2 separate regions of the Homo sapiens genome follow, and region 2 is linked to region 1. Evidence: chromatin loops called from intact Hi-C (ENCODE). Cell type or tissue: PC-3. All regions are shown on one strand. Links, peaks and the distances in the headings refer to the core of each region. The heading gives the core; the rest is flanking DNA. Region 1 overlaps ECPAS (Ecm29 proteasome adaptor and scaffold). Region 2 has its middle 25 kb from the start of MUSK.

The links. A loop is a pair of places that touch in the nucleus more often than their neighbours do. Peaks named below come from ENCODE experiments on the same cell type or tissue, not always from the same donor. Only the 100,000 strongest peaks of a DNase experiment are listed, where the experiment ranks them.
Region 2: it touches region 1 in a loop (4-fold over the local background); 9 of 110 quality-filtered maps call a loop at or near these places.

The regions. Positions count from the first base shown.
Region 1 is chr9:111,397,387-111,413,047 of GRCh38, forward strand. It overlaps ECPAS (Ecm29 proteasome adaptor and scaffold), which reads right to left. Exons shown (of 50, transcript NM_001364929.1): 21 at 14,628-14,762; 22 at 13,594-13,756; 23 at 12,655-12,827; 24 at 11,185-11,286. It also overlaps the pseudogene RNA5SP294. Among named protein-coding and RNA genes, the nearest start is that of OR2K2, 75 kb to the left of the region's middle. RefSeq lists an enhancer at 1,957-2,483. In PC-3, for the core only: a CTCF peak has its summit at 2,822 (motif pointing left); a DNase peak (open chromatin) is centred at 2,825.
Region 2 is chr9:110,638,817-110,648,596 of GRCh38, forward strand. No RefSeq gene overlaps it. Among named protein-coding and RNA genes, the nearest start is that of MUSK, 25 kb to the right of the region's middle. In PC-3, for the core only: no CTCF peak of the experiment used is centred there; a DNase peak (open chromatin) is centred at 2,705; H3K4me3 peaks cover 1,729 bases; H3K27ac peaks cover 3,475 bases.

The sequences.
Region 1 (15,661 bases), core at 73-5,072:
GTAGAGAACCACTAAGCAGTGATTTATGATCTCTGGAAGCATAATATGGTTCACCTAAGGAAGACAGAAAACCCCATCAACTTTGAAGCCATGTAAGTCTCAATATAAATTCTAGCTATCTCTCACCACCTATAAACCCTTATTTAAACTTCTATGAGCCTCAAAAACTTCATTTGTAAAAGGGGCATAATATCGTCATCCACAGCATTAGGCTTTAAGAATTAAATGAGGTTAATGTACATAAAACTATTATATAGGATGCTTGATTGTGGTTACTCCACAATAAATAGTAGCCATTATATTTTATTAACATTTATTTAACAATTATTTAACTCTTTGCACTCTTAAATTATATGATATCTTGATGTTACTTTTAAGTGGCTCAGAAAAAAGAGAATAATAAAGCATATGTGAAATGTTAAAATTTGGTAAATCTGGATAAAGGGCACACAGGAGTTCTTTACACTATTCTTACAGCTTCACTGTAAGTTTGAAAGCATTTCAAAAGTCAAACATTAGAAAATTCTATATAGTACCCACTCAAGTGTTTTAAAATTTTATTCAGAAATGTTGACATGATTCACTAGTAGGAGTCACTGACCCAACATGTAACTACCTAGACCTGCATTTTCCACTTTTTACTGTGAACCGGAAGAAATTTAGGAGGAAAAGGAGAAATAAGGGAATGAACAGACAGCATGTGAGGGCTATAAACACGCTACTCTTCAAAGCACAAAGACAACAGCTGAGACTTTCCTACGCCAATCAACAAACGCTCTAGTTGTGATGAGGCATCACGTACTAATGCCACAAGCTTCCTAGTCTGAGGAAAAAAGATTTAAAGGCTTTAGTCCTACAGCTTCCCTGGTTAAAAGCTTCTCTTGGCAACTTCAAGCTGAAAAAAGGTATTTCAACATAATCCTTATTAGGGGTTCATTTTATGTACCTGTACCTGTTTTTGCATGTTTCCTGTAGTTAATAACAACACAGCTGGCATGAAAAACAAAAACAAAACTCCACAGCTACATTTATGAATAATATACTATCTGGACATTGCTGTAAATAATCCAGAAATAAAGGGGGGTTCAATAGAGAAAATATGAACAGATACATGGGGATTCATTATATTATTATTCTATTTTTGTGTATGTTTGAAATTTCCTATAATAAAAAGTTACAAGAGGGAGCAGGCGGCAGGGCAAAGTGGCTGAACGGGGAGGTGGAAATGGTTAACAGGTACAAAAAAATAGTTAGAAAGAATGAATTCAGGCCAGGTGCAGTGGCTCACACCTGTAATCCCAACACTTTGGGAGGCCACGGTGGGCGGATCACCTGAGGTCAGGAGTTTAAGACCAGCCTGGCCAATATGGTGAAACCCCGTCTCTACTAAAAATAAAAAAATTAGCCGGGCATGGTGGTGTAAGCCTGTAATCCCAGCTATTTGGGAGGCTGAGGCAGGAGAATCGCTTGAACTCAGGAGGTGGAGGTTGCAGTGAGCTGAGATTGCACCATTGCACTCCAGCCTGGGCAACAGAGTGAGACTCCGTCTCAAAAAAAAAAAGAATGAATGAGACCTACTACTCTTTGATAGCAAACTAGTGTGGCTATAGTCAATAATAATTTAATTGTACATTTTAAAATAGCTAAAAGAATATAATAGGATTGTTTGCAACTCAAAAGAAATGCTTGAGGGGATGGATACCCTATTCTCCATGATGTGATTATTAAGCATTGCATGTCTGTATCAAAACACCTCATGTACCCCATAAATATATACACCCACCATGTACCTACAAAAACTTAAAATTGAGAAAAAAAAAGCCCAACAGAATCTCATCCCCTCCCCATCTAATGCAGGAACATCAAACTGAACTATCCACCAAAAAAGCACCTTCATAAAAACTAAATCAGGTGAGACATCACAGTACCTGGCTTCAGCATAATAACAAGAGGAGACTGACTGAATAGAGTGGGAAGTACACACTGCCTATACCACCCCTCCCCGAGTCCCAGGCAGCACAGCTTGGAAAGAGAACCTGTGTGCTTGGGTGAAGCAGAGCAAAATGAGTGTGATACTTCACATTGCAACTCAGTAACACCCGGTCACAGCATCAGGCAGAATTCTGCCAGTGCCCAAGGAGGGAGCACTTAGACCAAATCTGGGCCAGAGGGGAATCAGCTTCTTCACTGAGAGGAACCCAAGTCAGCTGACTAAAATGGCCTCAGGCCCACAAATAAATTTCACCAGCGGCTAGACCACACTTGGAGGGAGGAAAAGCAAAAATACAGAAGACTTTGTCTCGCAACCAGGCACCAGCCCACCCACAATAAAACAAAGGACCAGGCAGAGTCCGAAAGCCCCACTTCCAGGATGCTGCTGTGGAAGAGCACTTCTAGACCCACCCCAGGCAAGAAGGGAATCTGCTCATGTGGCATGAACAACCTAAGTCCCAAGTCCTGGTTGGCTCCAACACCTGCTGACTAAAGCAGCCTCATCTTTGAAAAAGCATCAGCGGCAGTCAGGTGGCCACAGGCCTTGGGTGAGCCCTGGTACTGTGCTGGTCTGGGAGGCCATGGGCTTTGGGTGTAACCCAGCATGGTGCTAGCTGCTGTGGCCACAGGAGTGCCCACATTACCCTCCCCTAACTTCAGGCAGCTTATTGTGGAGAGACACTCCCTCTACCTGGGGGAGAGAGAGGGAAGAGAGCAAGAAACTTTGCCTGGGAACCCAGAGAATGTTCCCTTATCTTCCCCAAGTCCATCAATGCTGGGTATCTAGGTATCTGTAAGAGTTGCAGCACACCTGGGCTTAGGGTGCCCTCTAGTGCTGAAACAACTGCAGTGACCACAGGCTTAGGGAACTCAACACTCAGTCATATTTGAATTCTTGGAAGGCCCTCTGAAGGACAGGTACAAACAAGGCCAGACTGTGAAGACTGGAATAAATATTTAACTCTTCAATGCCCAAACACTGACGAATGTTCACAAGCATCGAGGACATTTGAGAAAACATGTTCGAAAAAACATTCACCCTAAACAAACAGACTAAGCAGGCACCAGTGACCAATCCTGGAGTGGTGTAGATATGTGACCTCTCAGACAGGGAATTCAAGATAGCTGTTTTAAGAATGCTTAACAACTTCAAGAAAACATGGAGAAGGAATTCAGAAACTTATAAGAGAAATTTAGTAAAGAGATTAAAATGGGGGAAAAAAATCAAATCTTAGAGCTGAAAAATATAATGGATGACTGAAAAATGCTTCAGTGTGTCTCAACAGCAGAACTGATCAAGTAGAAGAAAGAATTAGTGAGCTCTGAGACAGGCTACTTGAAAACACACAGTCAGAGGAAAAAAATGCAGAAGAATGAGATACACTTACAAGATCTGGAAAACAGCTTCAAAGAGGCTAAGAGTTATTTGCCTTAAAGAGGAAACAGAGAAAGAAACAGGTTAGAAAGTTTATTCAAAGAAATAATCAAAAGAAAACTTTCAGAACCTAGAAAAAGATGAACACCCAGGTAAAAGAAGGTCAAAGAACACCAAGAAAATTCAATCCAATTAAGATTACCCCAAGGCATATAATAAACTCACAAAGGTCATGGATGAAGAGAGGATCCTCAAAGTACCAAGAGAAAAGAAGCAAGTAAGATATAAAGGAGCTCTGATACGTCTGGTGACAGAAACCTTACAGGCCAGGAGGGAGTGAAATAACATATTCAAAGTGCTAAAAGTAAGAAAGAAAGAAAGAAAAAAATCCTTGCAACTGAGAATACTGTACCCAGCAAAGCTATCCTTCAAATATCAGGGGAACCAGCCCCCAATATTTCAATGTAGGTTCTTTTCTATTTTCCCTAAGTGTCGGTTGGTCTGAGAAATAGAAAGAGTAAAAAGAGAGAAATTTTACAGCTGGGCCTGCGGGGGTGCCGTCACATATTGGTAGGACCGTGATGGCGACCTTGAGCCGCAAAACCAGCAAGTTTTTATTAGGGATTTTGAAAGGGGAGGGGGGTGTACAAACAGGGAGTAAGTCACAAAGATCACATGCTTCAAAGGGCAATAAAAGATCACAAGGCAAGGGCAAAATTAGAATTACTGATGAGGGTCTGTGTCCCGCTGTGCACACATTGTCTTGATAAACATTTTAGCAGGAAACAGGGTTTGAGAGCAGACAATTAGTCTGACTAGAATTCACCAGGCTGGAATTTCCCAATCCTAGCAAGCCTGAGGGCACTGCAGGAGACCAGGGCATATTTCAGTCCTTATCTCAACCACATAAGACAGACGCTCCCAGAGTAGCCATTCATAGACCTCCCGCCAGGAATGCATTCCTTCCCCAGGGTCTCAATTATTAATATTCCTTGCTGGGAAAAGAATTAAGTGATACTTCTCCTGCTCACACATCTGTCTACAGGCTTTCTGCAAGAAGAAAAATATGGCTCTATTCTGCCCGACCCTGCAGGCAGTCAGACCTTACGGTTATCTTTCCTTGTTCCCTGAAAATCACTGTTATTCTGTTCTTTTTCAGCGTGCACTGATTTCATATTGTTCAAACACACGTTTTACAAACAATTTATACAGTTAACACAATCATCACAGGGTCCTGACATACATCCTCAGCTTACAATGATGATGGGATTAAGAGATAAAGTAAAGACAGGCATAAGAAATTATAAGAGGATTGATTGAGGAAGTGATAAATGTCCATGAAATCTTCACAATTTATGTTCAGAGACTGCAGTAAAGACAGGCATAAGAAATTATAAAAGTATTAATTTTGGGAACTGGTAAGTGTTCATGAAATCTTCACAATTTATGTTCTTCTGCCACAGCTTCAGCCGGTCCCTCCACTTGGGGTCCCTGACTTCCCACAACATTCAAATATAAAGGATAAATGAAGACTTTCCTGGGTAAACAAAAGATGAGGGAATTCACTACCACCAGATGTGTCTTACAAAAAATGCTACAGTTCTTCAATCTGAAAGAAAAGAATTCTAGCATGCAACAAAAAATGTAAATACACAGACAAATTCAAAATACTCTAATACTTTATAGAGTATTCTAAAGATACTAAAGACACTCTAATACTGCATTTAAAGATACTCTAATATTGTGGAGTATTAAGAGTATCTTTGTATTAGAGTATCTTCAGTATCCTTATCTAATACTCCATAGAATCTTTAGTATGAAGACTAAAACATAAACTTTTCAAAAATAATGACCACAACAATTTGTTGAAAGACTGGCAATATAAAAAGATACAAGTTGAGAAAACAAAGAGCCAAAAAATGGGGGTACTGGAATTAAAACAGAGTTTTTAAGTTTTTTCTTTGCTTGTTTTTGTTCTTTTCTTGTGATCAAAGTGAAGTTGTCATCAAACTTGTTATATTTTCTGAACCCCTTAGGGAAACCACAACTCAAAAAAGTCTAAACAGATAAACTAAAAATAAAAAGTAAAACATACTATGAGAAAAAATCATTTATCCACAAAGGAAGACAGAAAGAAAAAAAGAGAGGACTTCCAAAACAACCAGAAAACAAAAAACAAACTGGCAGTAGTTAAGTCTTTACCTAACAATAATAAACTGACTGTTGATGGACTAACTTATCTGATTAAAAGATACAGAATGGCTCAATGAATAAGAAAACAAGACCAACTATATGCTGCCTACAAGAAATTCACTTTGGCTGGGCACGGTGGCTCACACCTGTAATCCTAACACTTTGGGAGGCCACAGTGGGCAGATCACTTGAGGTCAGGGGTTCAAGACCAGCCTGGCCAACATGGCAAAACCCCATCTCTACTGAAAAAAAAAAAAAAAAAAATTAGCTGGGCATGGTGGCTTGTGCCTGTAGGCCCAGCTACTTAGGAGGCTGAGGCAGGAGAATCTCTTGAACCCAGGAGGTGGAGGCTGCACTGAGCTGAGATTGCTGCACTCCAGCCTGGACAATGGAGCGAGACTCCATCTCCGAAAGAAAAAAAAAAAGACTTCACCTATAAAGACACAAATAGATTGAAGGTAAAGGTATGAAAAAGATACTTCCATGCAAATGAAAACCAAAAAAGAATAGAAGTAACTATACTTGCATCAGATAAAATAGATTTCAAGTCAAAAACTAGAAAAAGACCTAGGTCATTACATAATGATAAAGGGCTCAATTCAGCAAGAGCATATAAAGGTTATAAATATATATGCAAACACTATTGGAGCACTCAAACGTATAAAGCATAATAGATTTATTAAAGGGAGAGACAGACTGCAACACAATAATAGCTGAAGACTGACTTCAACACCCCACTTTCAATAATGGACAGGTCATTCAGACAGAAAATCAAACAACCCAAATCAAAACTGAACTACACTCTAGACAAAATGGACCTGACATTTACAGAACATTTCATCCAACTGCTATAGAATACACGTTTTCTCATCAGCACATGGAACATTTTCCAGGATAGACCATATGTTAGACCACAAAGCAAGTCTCAAGCAATTCAAAAAAAATCCAAATCATATCAAGTATCTTTTCTGACCATAATGGAATAAAACTAGAAATCAGTAATAAGTAGAACTTTGGAAACTACAGAAATACATGGAAATTAAACAACACGTTCCTGAACAACCAATGGATCTATGAAAAAATTAAGAAAGAAAAATTTAAAATTTCTTGATAAAAAAGAAAATAAAAACACAACATACCAAAATCTATGGGATACAGCAAAAGCAGTGCTAAGTGGGAATTTTATAGTAATAAAAGTACAAAGTACAGAAAAGTACAAAGACTTCAAATAAACAACATAATGATGCACTTTAAAGAACTAGAAAAGCAAAAGCAAAGCAAACCCAAAATTAATAAAGGAAAGAAATAATAAAATTCAGAACAGAAGTAAATGAAATTGAGACTAAAAAAACTACAGAAGTTTAATGAAATGAAAAACTGGGTTCTTTAAAAGATAAACAAAAAAATTATTAGAACTGATAAAGTAAGTTACAGGATACAAAATCAACATACAAACAGTTGCATTATATGTGATATGCTTTGGATTTGTGTCCCTGCCCAAATCTCATGACTGAATCGTAATCCCCAATGTTGGAGGAGAGGCCTGGTGGGGGGGTGACTGGATCTTGGGGGTGGACTTCCCCCTTACTGTTCTGACAGGGAGCGTGTAGCACCTCCCGCTTTGTTATTTTTCTCCTGCTCCTGCCATGTAAGACATGCCTGCTTCCTCTTCGCCTTCTGCCAAGATTGTAAGTTTCCTGAGGCCTTCCCAGCCATGCTTACTGTACAGCCTGCAGAACTGTGAGTCAATTAAACCTGTTTTCTTTATAAGTTACCCACTTATAGCAGTGCGAGAACAGACTAATATGCCAACGGCAAACAATCTGAAAAAGAAGTCAAGAAAGCAATCCTGCTTATAATAGCTACCAAAAAAAAAAAAAAAAAAAAACCTAGGGATAAATTATAACCAAAGAAGCAAAAGATCTCTGTACTGAAAACTATAAAACATTGATGAAAAAAATTAAAAAGAACACACAAAAGAGAAGACATAGCCCATGTTCATGGATTGAAATCGTATTATTAAAATTTCCATACTACCAAAAACGATCTACAGATTCAATATAATCCCTATCAAAATATCAATGACGTTCATCAAAGCAGAACTAGAAAAACAATCCTAAAATTGCTATGAAACCACCAAAGACCCTGAATAATGAGCAAGAAATACTGAGCAAAAAGAATAAAGCCAGAGGCATTGCATTACCTGACTTCAAAATATATTACAAAGCTATGGTAAGCAAAACAGCATGAAACTGGCATAAAAACAGACACATACACCAATGGAACAGAATAGAGAACCCAAAGATAAATCTACTGATTTACAGTCAACTCATTTTCAACAAAGGCATCAAGAACATATATTGAGGAAGGAACAGTCTCTTCAATAAGTTGTGCTGGAAAAACTAGATATCCACATGTAGAATAATGAAACTGGGCCCCTTTGTCTCACCATATCAAACCAAAATGGACTTAAATCTAAGACCTGAATTACAAGACTACTATAAAAAAACACTGGAGAAACACTTCAGGATACTGGTCTGGGCATAGATTTCTCAAGATCATAAAAGCACAGACAACTAAAGCAAAAATTGACAAATGGGATTATATCAAGCTAAAAAGCTTCTGCACAGCAAAGGAAACATCCAACAGAGTGAAGAGACAACCTATGGCATAGACGAAAATATCTGCAAATTATCCATCTGACAAGAGATTAAAATACACAATAAGTAAGGAATTCAACTCAATAGCAAATAAACAATCTGATTTGAAAAGGGACAAAAGATCTGAATACAGTTATTTCTCAAAAAAAGGTATATAAATGGCCAATAGGTATACAACAAAAAGTCTGGCATCACTGATCATGATAGAAATACAGAGAAAAACCACAATGAGATCTCATCTCACCCTAGTTAGAACAGCCATTATCAAGAAGACAGAAAACAACAGCTGATAGTCAGAATGTGAAGAAAGGGGAACATTCATACACTGTTGGTGGGAAAACAGTATGAAGGTTCCTCAAAAAACTAAAAATAGAACTATCATATAACCCAGCAATCCCAGTATGTATCCTGAGTATATATCCAGAAGAAAGAAAATCTGTATTCTGAAGAGGTATTTGTGCTCCAATGTTTACTGCAGCACTATTAACAATAGCCAAAACAAGAAATCAAGCTAAGTGTCCAGCAACAGATGAATGGATTTTTTAAAAGTGGTATATATACACAATGGAATATTATTCAGCCATAAAAAATAATGAAATCCTGTTGCTGACGGCAACATAGATGGAACCGGAGGACATTATATTTAGCAAAAATAAGCCAGGCACAGAGCAAATATCCTATGTTCTCACTTGTATGTGAGAAAACTGATCTCATGGAAGTAGTGAACAAATGGTGGTTACCAGAGGCCAGGAAAGGTACTGGAGAACGGGGAAAGAGAGCTTGGCTAATGGGAACTAAAATACAGTTACAAAAATTAAGTTTTAGTGTTTGGCAGCACAACAGGGCAACAATAGTTAATAAGAATTTATTGTATATTTCAAAATAGCAAGAAGGGAAAATCTGACATGCTCCAAACACAAAGAAATGATAAATGCTTAAAATGATGGATATCCCAATTACCCTAATTTGATCATTACACATTGTATGCTTGTATCAATTTAAAAAATTAAAAATGGGCGAGGCACAGTGGCTTATGTCTGTAATCCTAGCATTTTGGGAGATCCAGGTGGGAGGATCACTTGAGCCCAGGAGTTCAAGACCACCCTAGGCCACACAGGGATACCCTGTCTCTATAAAAAATTAAAATATTAGCCAGGCATGGTGGCGCATGCCTGTGGTCCCAGCTGCTTAGGAGGTGAGGTGGGAGGATGGTTTGAGCCTGGGAGATGTAATGTACTCCAGCCTTGGTGAGAGAATGAGATCCTATTGTAAAAATAAAATAAATAAAAAATAAAAACAGTTAAAAGAAACCAAAAAAACCTTCAGCACTGTGTCCTATTCGACTGTGAAGATATTCTGCTTCCGTTTCATGCTTTTCATTATTCTCATCATTTAATCTCTCTACCTTATTTCCATATTTCTAGCTTTTCATGTATTTCTAAACTCTTAAAATAATGGCATTAAAAGTAAGTTAAGAATCCAGACGAGCCTTCATTAAAAAAAAAACAAAACAGGCTGGGTGCAGTGGTTCACATCTGTAATCCCAGCACTTTGGGAGGCCGAGGTGGGCGGATCACCTGAGGGCAGAAGTTCAAGACCAGCCTGGTCAACATGGTGAAACCCTGTCTCTATTAAAAATACAAATATTAGCCAGGTGTGGTGGCGTGCGCTTGTAATCCCAACTACTTAGGAGGCTGACGAAGGAGAATCGCTTGAACCCGGGAGGTGGAGGTTGCAGTGAGCCAAGATCACGCCACTTTACTCCAGCCTGGGAGACAGAGCAAAACTCCATCTCAGAAAAAAAAAAAAAAAAAAAAAAAAAAAAAAAAAAACCTAGAAGAAACCCACCTCACTCAGGGATTCAAAAAAGGAAAAAGATGAGAAAACCACTATCATAAGTTTCTCTCCAAGTGGTTACAATGTTAATGACATCCCAGGAGACGTAGATTGTCTAAAAAAATTCACTTTAAAAATACTGAATTCAGAATCCAGACTAATAGCAACTCTCTTACTCGGGTGCCTCAGCCCTTAGCCTCAATTATCTCTTCTCCCTCCCATCATTTAAGGCCCAGCAGAAACCTCTCCTCCAAAGACATACACTAACTCTTCCTGATAGAATTACACCTTCCTTTGTGATTCTACTGCCTTACATGCAAATGTCTCTTCATCCGGTTACTTAGTCTGCCAATATTTACTGAGGTCCTACTATTACCAATCACACTGCTAGGCACTTGTTTTACAACAGTAAGCAAAACAGAGTCTGCATTCAGTCTGGTGGGCCATTAGAAACTGTGATAAATGCTGTGAAGAAAAAGAACAAGAGACATGATGGCACAAGTAACTAAAGAATCTACCCTAGTATGATGGGTCAGGGAAGGCTTTTCAAGGAGCACAGCAACAAGCCGAGAAGGAAGTAGGCGGCTTTCAAAAGCTCAGTGCAAGGCGGCCAAAGAGGCTGGTATACAGAAAGTGAGTGAATGTCATGAATCAAGGCTAGGAAAAGCAGGGCCAGATCAGGCCATGCTGAGATACTTAGTACAGTATCTTGGCATTTGCCTACTTGTAGGTCTTCTCCACTACACACTAGGCATCTAGAGGACAGAAGCTAAATCATCAGACTTGAAAACAACTGAAATACCAACTGAAACACTCAAGAACTACTGTTTTTTAGTGGCTCACTCCACACATCTGGCTGACGGGCTATGTGGATATGTTTCCCCTTCTACCCACACTGCACCGCACTTTGCTCAAAAATTTTAAGAAAAGGTCTTTCCCTCATAGGTGATTTAGTCAATGCTATACCTAGCACAGTGATGAGCACAAAACTAGTACTCAAGTATCTGGTGAATAAACAAGTAAATGCTTAATTAAAAATCTCACAGCATGCAAAACTGCACCTAAAAAAAAAAAAAAGACCAATGCCTTTTCTCTGAATAACTAACAATCAGGTAGCAATATAAATACCTCCACAGAATCCATCAGACCTTGCAAGAGGAGTTTCTGGTGAGGAAAATCTCCATCCCCAACTGGAAAATATCCCAGTGTTTGGATTGCTCGTTCTTTCATCTGGAAGAACACCAAATTTTTTTCTTTTAAACAGAGTATATAATAGCTTTACCCCAGTGCAGTATTTCCAAAATGAGATGACAGGGAAGCGCAGTCTATCTAACACATCAACGCAAAAGTTTTTACAAAAGCATCAAATTTTACAGTCGTATGTCTGTAAGTCATTGAAGGTAGAAACACACAAATGTGAGTCCACTAAGGATCCACAGCTGCAAAAGAAGAAGGAAGAAAGCCTTTAACTAGGCTTATTACCTTTCAAACTATAACGATTTAAAATGTGGGTTCTGGGCCCAGAGGACCTAGGACCAAATCACATCTCAACCATTTCAGCCTATACTGGTGTGCGACCTTAAGCAAGTTATTTCCCCTCTGTGACTCTGTTTCCTCATGTTATCTCACATAGAGATGACAACTGTGCCTATTTCACTAGACCTTTTAGAAGATTCAATCAATGCATGCAAAGCACTTAACATACTCTCCGGCACATTAGAAGTGCTTAACAATGTTTGGCAATGATTAGTTAATAGCTAATAAAAACTATACTGTATATCTTCTCAGAAAGTTTTAAACAGTAGCTAGACCAAGATTAAGATTATAGGAATTAGGCCAGGCTCGGTGGCTCAAGCCTGTAATCCCAGCACTTTCGGAAGCCGAGGCAGGCAGGATTGCCTGAGGTCAGGAGTTCGAGACCAGCCTGGCCAACATGGTGAAACCCCATCTCTACTAAAAATACAAAAATTAGCTGGGCATGGTGGCGTGCGCCTGTAATCTCAGCTACTCAGGAGGCTGAGGCAGGAGAATCACCTGCCTGAACCTGGGAGGTGGAGGTTGCAGTGAGCCGAGATCACGCCATTGCACTTTAGCTTGAGCAGCAAGAGCAAAACTCCATCTCAAAAAAAAAAAAAGATTATATCAATTAAACTTGTAGTAGTAAACTGATATTTCTGCTCATTAAATCATCTTACACCTCAAAATTGAGGTGTTTTGATCACAAAACTGGCTTTAGGAGGTTAGGATTTATATTTGGCCTAAAATAAAAAAAAAATCACAAAATTACTTAACATTTTATTATACACCTTTTGCATGACAAAAGATATTTCCTGATGAATTTAATACTTCACTCAAATCTTAACAGTTATAAAGACCTAAATTGGAATGACTGGGCCAAAAGATGTGCACACTAAGATTGTACACAGATAACCTCTAGCTCAAAAGTAAACACTTAAGACTTGCTTCTTTATCACCCATTTTTACATTAAATCCTTCCTCCAGCTGTAATGCCATCTATTCTCATTATAATCTGTTTTTGCTCATGTATGCATAGAAAGACCGAATTCCAGAAAGGGAAAAAATAAGAAAAAAACTTACCTTATTTGTTTCTTTACTGGAAGGTATTCTACTTAGTAAGCTTTCTACAAGATGCAATTTGGTAAAGCCAGATCCCTCACTGGGGATTGGAAGTGGACCATTTCTGCCAATTTCACCCAGGGCTGTGCAGGCAGCAATTGCCAGGAGGGGTGATGTACTGTCCAAAAATGAGCCTGTAAGCACATTTAGCCAAAAAGAGAATTACATACCATTATCCTTACGACCCAAAGCAACCAGTGATGTACTCAAGGTTTTTTTTAAGACGGCAAAATAAAATCAAAGTGTACGATATCTTCTAGTTGACAATTTGCCAACATTTATTCAGTGGAAAGACAACATGGTAACAGGGGATAGAGTAGTATTTTTTTAATGTATAAATTTGTTCCCATAATAGGATCATCTCTGTTTATAAAAACATGTAGGAAAAAAATGTAGAGAAAAAAAATAGAGTGCTTTCATTGCTTTGTTTTTTGCTTTGTTTGTTTTGGTTTTTTGAGACAAGGTCGAGCTCTGTCACCCAGGCGGGAGTGCAGTGGCATGATCACAGCTCACCGCAGCCTGGACCTCCCAGGCTCCAGTGATTCTCCCACCTTAGCTTCCTCAGTAGTTGAGGCTACAGGTACACGCCACCATACCAAGCTAATTTTGTTTATTTTTTTGTAGAGGCTAGGTCTCACTATGCTGACTAGACTGGTCTCAAACTCTTGGACTCAAGTCATCCTCCCACCTTGGCCTCCCAAAGTACTGAGATTATAGGCATGAGCCACCACACCCAGCCTTCGTTGTTACTAAAAATACATTATTTATCAAGTAAGTTTTTTGTGAAAAAGCTTGTGTCTTTTCAAATACAATGCCATAAAAAGAAACTGAAACGCCATATTAAAATTTAACATAATTCAAAAACTGCAACACCCAAATCGACATAAAGACATTAATTACCTATTGTTTCTGTAGCACTCTGAATGAGTTCCTCTTGATCAGGGAGGGTGTCAGCATTTCTCTCCAGGTCTTGTTGCTCTGACATTCTCATTTTCTTTTTAGCCAAATACCTTCCCACCGTGAATCCCAATGCAAGCAAGGATCCATGCTGTATCTCCGGGCTCTGAATTTAGCAAAAACAATAGCATATCTCTGGCTCTCTCTCATATACGCAAGAATACATGGCAGTAACTGTGTGTCGATTAGGATCATCTCTCCAACAAAACATAAGGCTAAAGAATAAAGTGAACACTCGAGGTTTCACTGGATGCTAATGCATCGAGCTTAGGGAACAAGAGAAACCTTGAGTTTCTAACGGAATTTTGAGAAGCTGAATCTTGATTCACTTTAAGATTTACATTCTGTAATTCCATGCCCACTCCAATTCCGGGTGAGATGACTTTCCTACATGCTCCTACATGCTCCCACGCCACTTTCCAGCTTACAGCACTTATGTAACTAGAATATCATAACTTTCACACATAATGTCTTCCTATTGCCAACAAAAGACAATAAACAGATCCTATTTCTAATTGCCAAAACCTCCAAACACAAGGTAACCAACAAACTATGTGAAGTAAAACTTGTTTTTTCACTGGCAGCAGTAGATGAGGAAGAAAAAAGGAGCTAACATTTCTCGCTTTCAGTACTCATCAGGCCCGACCCTGCTTAGTTTCCAAGATCAGATGAGATTAGGTGTGTTCACGGTGGTACGGCTGCAGGCTCTGAGCATCCTGTTGTACCAGGGATTCTCATGTATTTATGAATCACTGTACTCCTAGCACCTAAAACAGTGCTTATCAGACACAGCACCCGTATCTGTTAAGTGAGCTGACTGAACCAATGTATCACCTATCTCATTTACTCTTTATGGTCATAAAAGCAAGGAATTTGTAAGTTCATTTTACAAATGAGAACATAAAAGTCAAAAATAAGTTAGATCCTTTTATAAAACCCTATCTCCCACAAAAAAGAATGAAAACAAAATAACATACGTGATTGTCTTTTGTAGTCTTTATAAGCTGTTCTATCATTGATTTCAACTCATTCCCCGACACTGTTGATACCACTACAGAATAAAACAACGCTGCCAGTTCGCGCATTTCTTCTTTACTGTTATTCATCAGACTCTGAGCAGTATAAAAAAAAAACAAATATATACATGACACAGAACCACGTGCCTGATGACAACATCTTTTAAAATTAAAAGAACGTTCAATCTGTTGATGGATATTGAGAAAAAAACAAGCCATTATTTGAAAACAAAATGAAAGCTGAATGAATTAGATAACAAAATCTTAGGTCCATTTTCGTCAAAGATACACAAGTACAAAACAGGTGAAATTTATTCACAGATGATCTAAAACAAGGGTCAGCAAACTTCTGTAAAAAAACAAAAAGGCTTTATGGGCCATTTGGTCTCTGCTGCAACTACTCCACTCTGCCACTGCAGTACAAAGGCAGCAACAGACAATACACAATGAATGAGCGTGGCTGGGTTCCAGTAAAACATGGACACGACAATGTTTGTGTCATGAAACATTATTCGTTTCTTGATTTTTTTTTCCACATTTAAAAATGTAAAAACCATTCTTAGCTTGCAAACCATACAAAAACAGGAGGCAGGCCCTATTTGGACCTTTGACTATAGCATGACAACCTCTCATCTAAAACATCAAAGTTCAATAAAATCATTTTAAAATCAGTCAATATTCATAAGAAATAAAAAAACCTTTTTAAACTAAAAGCAATTTCATAAGACCAGACTATCCAGAAATGTGCAAAACTCACACCTCCTGGCAAATTTCATTCATGTTTTCACACTTAAAGACATAATTTTTACATTTTTACCATCATTCAAGCTGTATTTTCCAAAAAAAGAACCGCAATATGTAGCACATGGAGATACAGAAAACTGTATGGGCCAACACTTATACAAAAAAAAAAATTATTCATTATTTATCTGAAATTCAAATTTAACTGAGTATCTTGTATTTTTATTTTCCAAACCTGGCATCCCTTTTGGTGT
Region 2 (9,780 bases), core at 132-5,131, 760 kb before region 1:
ATTGCCATGTCATTAAATCTTTCTCTGCAACATTATTTTTTATGGTATATAAATACACCGTACTTTAGTTAACCAATGACTTGTAGTAGGAAATTTAGTTTATTTCCAATTTCTTATTCTCATAAATAACACTGTTATGAACATCCTTGTGTCTAATTCCTGAATTATAGGTCACATATTTAATTGTCTCCACAGGATAAATTCCCAAAAGTAGAACTGCTGTATTAGAATATATTTTTAAAATATTATATTCAAATTGGACCCAAGAAAGGGTATAATAATTCGCACTCATTTTTAAAATTTATACACATTGAATGTTACATTAAAAATCATTTGTCTCAAAATAGGTACAAAATATAACTTTATTTAAAATTATGCCTTTGATTAAATGTTTTCAAATATTTTGTAAGTTTATGATCCACTTGATATTTGTGAATTTCATTTTCATGTCTTTTAACCCTTTTAAAAATAGAATAATTCATAATTTCTCTACTTATTTTGTGAATACTCTATATATTAAAGTCATCATTGCAATTAAGGCTATTCTAAATAAGCTAATGTTGCTAACCCAAGTGTTATTTAGGAGAGTGTTATTTTACTTTAGAAAAAAATATGTCTTTTTTTAAGTTTATTGAATTTTTCTTTGAGTGTTTTTTTATGATAAATTTTAATAACTGTTTCTCAGGGACCATGAAAAGGATTAGTCTATATTTGTATGATATAGAATTCAAATATTATAACTTTCTTATATTTCTCAGATTCTCTATATAATGTTATGTGCTTTTTGTTGTTGTTGTTTTTCTTTTTTTTTGAGATGGAGTCTCACTCTGTTAGCCAGGGTGGGGTACAGTGGCATGATCTCAGCTCACTGCAACCGCCGCCTCCTGGGTTCAAGCGGTTCTCGTGCCTCCGCTTCCCAAGTAGCTGGGATTACTGGGATTACAGGCATGTGCCACCACGCCTGGCTATTTTTTGTATTTTTAGTAGAGACGGGGTTTCACCATGTTGGTCAGGCTGGTCTCAAACTCCTGACCTGAGGTGATGCACCCACTTTGGCCTCCCAAAGTGCTGGGATTACAGGCATGAGCCACGGCACCCAGCCAATGTTACATATTTTTTTAACCACTTGATTTCTCATGGAGAAGAGATATCAAAATCTCTGACAATTGTATTTCTTTTCATTAACATTTGCTTTTTCTTTACATATTTTACCATTATATTATTCAATGAATTAAAGCTTATAACTCATATTTTAGTGTGATTTTTTCATTTTGATTTTAAAAAGCCCTTTGCCTCATTTTAAGTTTTACTTTTCTTAACTCAAATTATACTTAGTATACTTTCTAATTAGTTTGTCAATGTACTCATTGACAACTGAGTACAACTGATATATTTATTAGTATATCAATTGATATATGCTTCTAAAGTGATTGAAACATTTGATCTTTTCAGTAGCATTAAAAGTTTTCCTAAAAATATTTCTTACCGTTTTTCAATGGCTTCCTTCAAACTGTAGCCTAACCACAGTCTGTGACAGCATTACATATGATGAATTAATGAGATCTGAATTCCATAGTATAAATGTTGTAAAGAAGAATGCGGAATATCTTTATGTGCTCAGTATTTAGGAAGCTGCCTAACTGGACTAGAATAGTTCCAATTTAAATTGGTGGATTTTCAAAAATTTTGGCCATTCGATTAATGACAAAGTTTTTGGAATAATTTAAACTCTTTAAGCAAGGGATAGGTGTACTCACTCATCAAAACATCTACACGAGGTACGTATTATTATTATTATAACATTTTAGAAAGGAGGAAAGAGATTAAATTACTTTCCCAAGGTAATATAGCCAGGCTTCAAACCCACACAGTAAAAACATCTTACAGCTTGTGGTTTTATTTCCACAACTATGTTAGAGAGAGAGAGAGGCCTGCAAATAAAAACTTCAAGTGCTGATTTTACCTAGAACTCTGTAAAATGACTTAACATAGCATTGATTGTCACCTGTGGCTGGGTGCCCAGTGGGAGTACCTAGACATCTGCAGTGGAAGTTGTTTTGACAGCTTCAGGAGTATTAGAAGACAGTCCTTTTGGCAGGCCTGGTGACATTATTACAGAGAACAATAGAAGAAGTGACAGTGATGAGAGGCTCTTACAGCTGAGGTTTGACAGGATGTCTCATTGAAGAGGCTGTTGCAAGAAAGTAAGATAACAGCAGCTGTGGGGGTAGGAGAAGAGATTCAGTTGTGAATTCAAGTGCAACCCCCAACCCACTCACTTACCCTGGAGACTTGCAATGTATATGATAGACTGTGCAGAATGCCTGACGCTACATGGAGTGATGGAGTTGAAAGCAGAAAATTTTGCATATTCCTTGACAAATAGTCCTACTTTTGCCTCTGGTATGGTCTAGAGAATAGACAGTATTCCTCTACCAAGACAGAGAAGCTGTGTCGAGGGGGCAAAGTTGATGTAATTTGGCAAGAATTACCTTCATGACATCAAGGGATTGATTTGCACAGCCATAATTCATTCCTGGGCTGCAATGCTCTATGATAGCTGAAATCCAGTTATCCTTATTTTGAGTCAGTTGGTCCTTTGACTGAAGCCAAACTTCAAATGATGAAAACTTAACGGGGCTCAGAGAAAAGCTAATGTAGGATTTAGAAAGATCCACTCATGGGTTACACATCATCGTTTTTCATGGATGATTACTAAATTAGTCAGAGCAAATATCTATAATTTTACTTGCAGAGTCACAGCCCTAGCTCTGCCAAGTACCCTGAGCTTTGTGTGATCTGAGGGACAGCATACATAGCCTTGGTGCAGTCACCAGGGGTGACCACAGAATTCCCTTATTCCAGGTGACACTGACCTTCAAATTAAAACAAGCCTCTGTCTTAATGGCTAAAATTGGTGAGAAATGGAACCAAAGTTTTTCCGATTTTGATAATGAAACACTGTAGGAGTAACCAGGCAAAAACAAAATTAAAAAGGTGACTTTCAATAGTACAAAAATTAGATTTGCTTCAAACTCATGCAATATTGAATGTCCGTCAATAGTACGAAAAGACTATATTCGATCTATTGCCTTTTACAAGTGGAGTCTTTAGGAGACAATTTTTCGTACACAAAGCCTTAGAAAACAGCTACTACGTACCCTTTCTGAAAAAGAAAGAAAAATATTTTACTCAATAGAAAAATGAATCAAAATTTACAAGTCAAGGCCAGGTACAGTGGCTCATGCCTGTAATCCCAGCACTTTGAGAGGCTGAGGTGGGTAGATCACTTGAGGTCAGGAGTTTGAGACCAGCCTGGCCAACATGGTGAAACCCTGTCTCTACTAAAAATACAAAAAATTACCCGGGCGTGGTGATGGGCACCTGTAATCCCAGCTATCTGGGAAGCTGAGGCAGAAGAATTGCTTGAACCCGGGAGGCAGAGGTTGTAGTGAGCCCAGATGGCGCCTCTGCACTCCAGCCTGGGCGATGGAGCGAGACTCCATCTCAAAAAAAATATTCGCGAGTCAAGATAGTTTTGTGACATGTAAGAACTGATGAGTGCAGGAATAATGTGTAAAGTTGACTAAAGTGTTGTAAGCATAACTGCAAAACTGGGCACAGATGTAAAAACTGTCTGTAAATGTTTATTTATAAATTTTATATATATGTATGTGTATAGTTGAAAGTAATGCATAATCATAGTGAATAATTTGGGGAATCAGAAAATTCAATTACAAAATAAGAATATAAAAATATATTTTATATAAAATGTAGAAACTTTTTATATAAATATAAAATTAAAATACTAAAATATTTAAAATTTATCTGCTCTTCTACCTCTGAGAGAAAATTCTAAAGATTTCAGTGTATTCTCTCTCTACATATATGCATGTGTACAAACCATACTATATAGGCACATTTTATTCTTATACTTTAAAAACAATAATGGCACTTTGGGAGGCCAAGGAAGGCTGATCACTTTGAGGTCAGGAGTTCGAGATCAGCCTGTCCAACATGGTGAAACCCTGTCTCTACTAAAAAATATACAGATTAGCTGGGCGTGGTGGTGTGCTCCTGTAGTCCTAGCTACTTGGGAGGCTGAGGCATGAGAATTGCTTGAACCTGGGAGGTGGAGGTTGCAGTGAGCGGAGATCACGCCACTGCAGTCCAGCCTTGGCGACAGAGTGAGACCCTGTCTCAAAATAATAACAATAATAATAATAATAAAATGGATCAAAATTTATATTCTTAAATTCAAAAAACATGATTATTTCAGCTTTTTTTTTTTTGGCTGTGATGTCTAACATAGATGTAAATCTCTTTTACAGTTCTGTGTTGGATAGAGTACTGAATGTGGGACTAGTTGGTGTAAAGGTATTGTCTTTATGAAGCTTTTGATAAAAATTTTTAACTAATTTGCACAATCTTCATCTGTGAATGAGAGTACCAGTCTCACTATGTCATCAATAGCAATACTTATCCTCAAAAAATATAACTTTTCCATTTTAAAGACATTATATTTTATTCCATTTAGCACCTGTGTCATCCACAGAAATTCAAGTCAGGGCTTTCTCCCTGGAATAAATGTGGCTAGTGAAGGAGGCAAGGAGTCATGTTCTATTTAACTACAGTATCTGAATAGACTATGTCTACATCTTAATGGCACCAACCCCTCAACCATACCATCCCCACTGTCTATCGCCCCTGCACACTACTGTGCCCCTATATTGTCTGTCTTTCTAGTTCTGAGCAACTGTCATATTCTTACACCATCTACCTACCACATAGACTGGAACAAAGTAAGTTAGAGCTTGGGTTAGAGGCATGGTATATTCACTGCTCTTCATTGACTAACATTCTCTTACTATTTGCTAACTTGAAACAGAGCAAATTCTTAATGGTTAGTACATTTGATTTAACTTCCTTGATAAAGTAAAGCTTAATAACATTAGAAATTAAGACACTCTTATAGTCATCAGGAGCTGATCAGTACACAGTTACTTTGACTTATCACAATACTAGCTGTATATTAGCAAATTGTTCCTGCTTTTTTCTCTTCATCTCTCAAGGTGGAATAAATAACTGTAAGAAACTTCATATATATAAAACACTGATGTTTATTATTTGTATTTCTTTGAATAGATGAATTTCAGAATGTTCATATTTTATTAGGTATTTGTAATTCTGTGAATTTTTGTATCCTTTGCTCTATTTCCTATTGGAATTTCTCTTTTTTTCCCCTTATATAAGCTCTTGTGCACTATATGTAGTAGCCAGTTCAAATCCCTAACCAATACGTACCCTTAAATTCTGTTTGGCAAATAATAGTTCTACCTTATTTCTCATGTTTATGTGTGAACTCTATTTGTGTAAGATTCCTGGTTATTTTTTAACCCATTTCTTTCAAAGGGAGAAGAAGCATTGTAATCCAATTGATGAGTTTGGGAGCACAATCTTGGGCATATATAGCCTGACCCCCTTTTCAAGTTTTTTCTTTGGCAGCAAACTTCCCCACAGTGAGACAAGAGGCATAAGTTGTTTTTTGCTCTTTTACACTGTAAGTTCATCAGAGGCAGACACCATAAGGGAAGGCCTGAGTCACTCTAAGACTGCCTGTGCATGGATGGATATATCTGCCTAACTTAGGGGACCCATGTTAGTAAATTCACCTGCCCACCACTGTCCAGCAACATTCTACAACCTCAGTTTAATAATGATAAAGATGATATTTTGGCCTCTATCCTATTGACTCATCTTCTTTATTGTTCATTTGGTTCAGAAGTTGACCAGAGTAGAGGTGTCTTATTTATTGAGCCCCTGAATTCCAATTATTTGTTGTTTGCTTCTTAACGATGTTTTTATAATACAAAATATCTTAATATTTGTAAAGTCAAATCTCTTGATGCTTTCTTTTATTCCTCACATTGATTTTATTCTTAAAAAATATTTCCCCAAGTCAAGATCATTCAGATTTATCTATATTTTTATCCACCTATTGCGTAGTTTGGTTTTTGTTGTTCAAATCCATGTGGAATCAGTTTTTGTACATGATGTGAGGATTTCTTTTCTGAATAGTTAAGAAAGCATCCTGCAATCAGGCAGGAGAAATAAATAAAGGGTATTCAATTAGGAAAAGAGGAAGTCAAATTGTCCCTGTTTGCAGATGACATGATTCATGATTATATATCTAGAAAACCCCATTGTCTCAGCCCAAAATCTCCTTAAGCTGATAAGCAACTTCAGCAAAGTCTCAGGATACAAAATCAATTTTGCAAAAATCACAAGCATTCTTATGCACCAATAACAGACAAACAGAGAGCCAAATCATGAGTGAACTCCCATTCACTATTGCTTCAAAGAGAGTAAAATACCTAGGAATCCAACTTACAAGGGATGTGAGGGAGCTCTTCAAGGAGAACTACAAACTACTGCTCAATGAAATAAAAGAGGACACAAACAAATGGAAGAACATTCCATGCCCATGGAGAAGCAGAATCGATATCGTGAAAATGGCCATACTGCCCAAAGTAATTTATAGATTCAGTGCCATCCCCATCAAGTTACCAATGACCTTCTTCACAGAATTGGAAAAAAACTACTTTAAAGCTCATATGGAACCAAAAAAGGGCCCGCATTGCCAAGATAATCCTAAGCCAAAAGAACAAAGCTGGAGGCATCATGCTACCTGACTTCAAACTATACCACAAGGCTATAGTAACCAAAACAGCATGGTACTGGTACCAAAACAGAGATATAGACCAATGGAACAGAACAGAGCCCTCAGAAATAATACCACACATCTACAACCATCTGCTCTTTGACAAACCTGACAAAAACAAGAAATGGGGAAAGGATTCCCTGTTTAACAAATGGTGCTGGGAAAACTGGCTAGCCATATGTAGAAAGCTGAAACTGGATCCCTTCCTTACACCTTATACAAAAATTAATTCAAGATGGATTAAAGACTTAAATGTTAGAACTAAAACCATAAAAACCCTAGAAGAAAACCTAGGCAATACCATTCAGGACATAGGCATGGGCAAGGACTTCATGTCTAAAACACCAAAAGCAATGGCAACAAAAGCCAAAATTGACAAATGGGATCTAATTAAACTAAAAAGCTTCTGCACAGCAAAAGAAACTACCATCAGAGCAAACAGACAACCTACAGAATGGGAGAAAATTTTTGCAATCTTCTCATCTGACAAAGGGCTAATATCCAGAATCTACAAAGAACTCAAACAAATTTACAAGAAAAAAACAACACCATCACAAAGTGGGCAAAGGATATGAACAGACACTTCTCAAAATAAGACATTTATGCAGCCAACAGACACATGAAAAAATGCTCATCATCACTGGCCATCAGAGAATGCAAATCAAAACCACAATGAGATACCATCTCACACCAGTTAGAATGGCGATCATTAAAAAGTCAGGAAACAACAGATGCTGGAGAGAATGTGGAGAAATAGGAACACTTTTACACTGTTGGTGGGACTGTAAACTAGTTCAACCATTGTGGAAGACAGGATCTAGAACTAGAAATACCATTTGACCCAGCCATCCCATTACTGGGTATATACCCAAAGGATTATAAATCATGCTGCTATAAAGACACATGTACACATATGTTTATTATGGCACTTTTCCCAATAGCAAAGACTTGGAACCAACCCAAATGTCCATCAATGATAGACTGGATTAAGAAAATGTGGCACATATACACCATGGAATACTATGCAGCCATAAAAAAGGATGAGCTCATGCCCTTGGTAGGGACATAGATGAAGCTGGAAACCATCATTCTCAGCAAACTATCGCAAGGACAAAAAACCAAACACCACATGTTCTCGCTCATAGGTGGGAACTGAACAATGAGAACACTTGGACACAGGAAGGGGAACATCACACACCAGGGCCTGTCATGGGGTGAGGGGAGGGTGGAGGGGGGAGGGAAAGCATTAGGAGATATACCTAATGTAAATGATGAGTTAATGGGTGTAGCACACCAACATGGTGTATGTATACATATGTAACAAACCTGCACGTTGTGCGCATGTACCCTAAAACTTAAAGTATAATAATAAAGATTTTTAATAGCCATTATATAGAAATTAAATCACTTGATTTTTGTATATAGATCTTGTATCCTGTTTTGAAAAAAAAAAAAAGAAAAGATCCTGGTGCAACTTTTCCAAATAATCCTTTCTATTCACAAAATTGTGATAACTTTATCATATACCAAATATGTATGTATATGTTGTATATACACGCACACACAACACATACATAATGGTACATGACATATATAGACATATATATATATACATACATGTACACACAGATATATGTGTATATATGCATGTAAGTGTGTGCATACATATTAGTATATGTCATTTTTCTGGGCTATCAATCATACATGCTGTTGGTTCTTTTGCCAAAGTTTTATTTTACAAATTACCATAGCTACATTTTTTTAAATCAGGTAACAAAAGTTCTACTTTGCAAGGTCTGATTATGAGGATACATGTTATGATAAAATACCATCTTTCAACAATCAAGTTTGTAAGCAAATATTTAAATGAATTTTCCAGAATAAACTTTTATGTAACTGTGATCTTTAAACATTGCTCACGTGTATGAGGAGTGAGAAGCCTGATGCCTGTGAGTCAGGCTGTGGACTGTACTATGGCTCGTGCCACCAGCTGGCCTATTGCATGACAGAGAATGGTCTCCACAAGTCACAAATTACATCTGTTTATGCTTCTATTTGTTAGACAATCTGGCACCGGGAACAGCTGAGCAGAAGGATTTGAAAACAGCTTGTTTGATTGATGTATCTAGAGTTATCTCTAAATCCAAATAAAATGTTAAGTGCTATCAAGAAATCATAAATCAGGCATGTCTCTCTTTGAGCTATGAGAAGTTCTTGCTAAAGCTTTTATGACACCCATTTGAAAGAAATACAATTGGCTTGTATTCAAAATAGGATTTAGGCCTGTGTGTACCACACGATTAATTAGGTCACATTTTTAACCCGATTCAGCTGTGAGATAGCACAGGGCCTAGCATGTAAGTCATGGTGATGGAAAAGGTTGGAACTAGGGTTTTCAACCAGGTAAGAGAAATGTAGAGAGCATCAGGTACAAATGCAGAAGGTGGTTGATACTAATGAGTATGTTCGAAGAGTAGTTGTGATCAATGACCTCTGTTTACGGGGAGCAAGACGCCAATCAGAACAGGCAACAACACAGGGAAGCTGAGTGCCAACTACTAGGACATCACTTTGGCGGGATCCCAGCACTGAATCTTCATCAGTTATGACAAGAAAATTTTACATGCTTATGTCTGTGAAAACTCTAAATGCCCAGGAGACAGTAGAAATGCACTTTTTCATTAAGCAAAACTTTTGGGGAAAAAAAAAAATTCCAGGCCAGGCACTGTGGCTCATGCCTGTAATCCCAGCACTTTGGGAGGCCAAGGTGGGAGGATCACTAGAGCCCAGGAGTTCAAGACCAGCCTGGACAACACAGCAAAACCCACATCTATACATTTAAAAAAAAAATTAGCTGGGCATAGTGGTGTGCTCCTGTAGTCCCAGCTACTCTGGAGGCTGAGGCAGAAGGATCACTTGAGCCCAGGAGTTCGAGGCTAGAGTGAGCTATGATTGTGCCACTGCACCAGCCTGGGCAAGAGAGGGAGGCACTGACTCAAAAAACAAAAACAAAACATTTCTGTATGTGTTGTATTAGGTGTTGCCAATTAATATCAGCT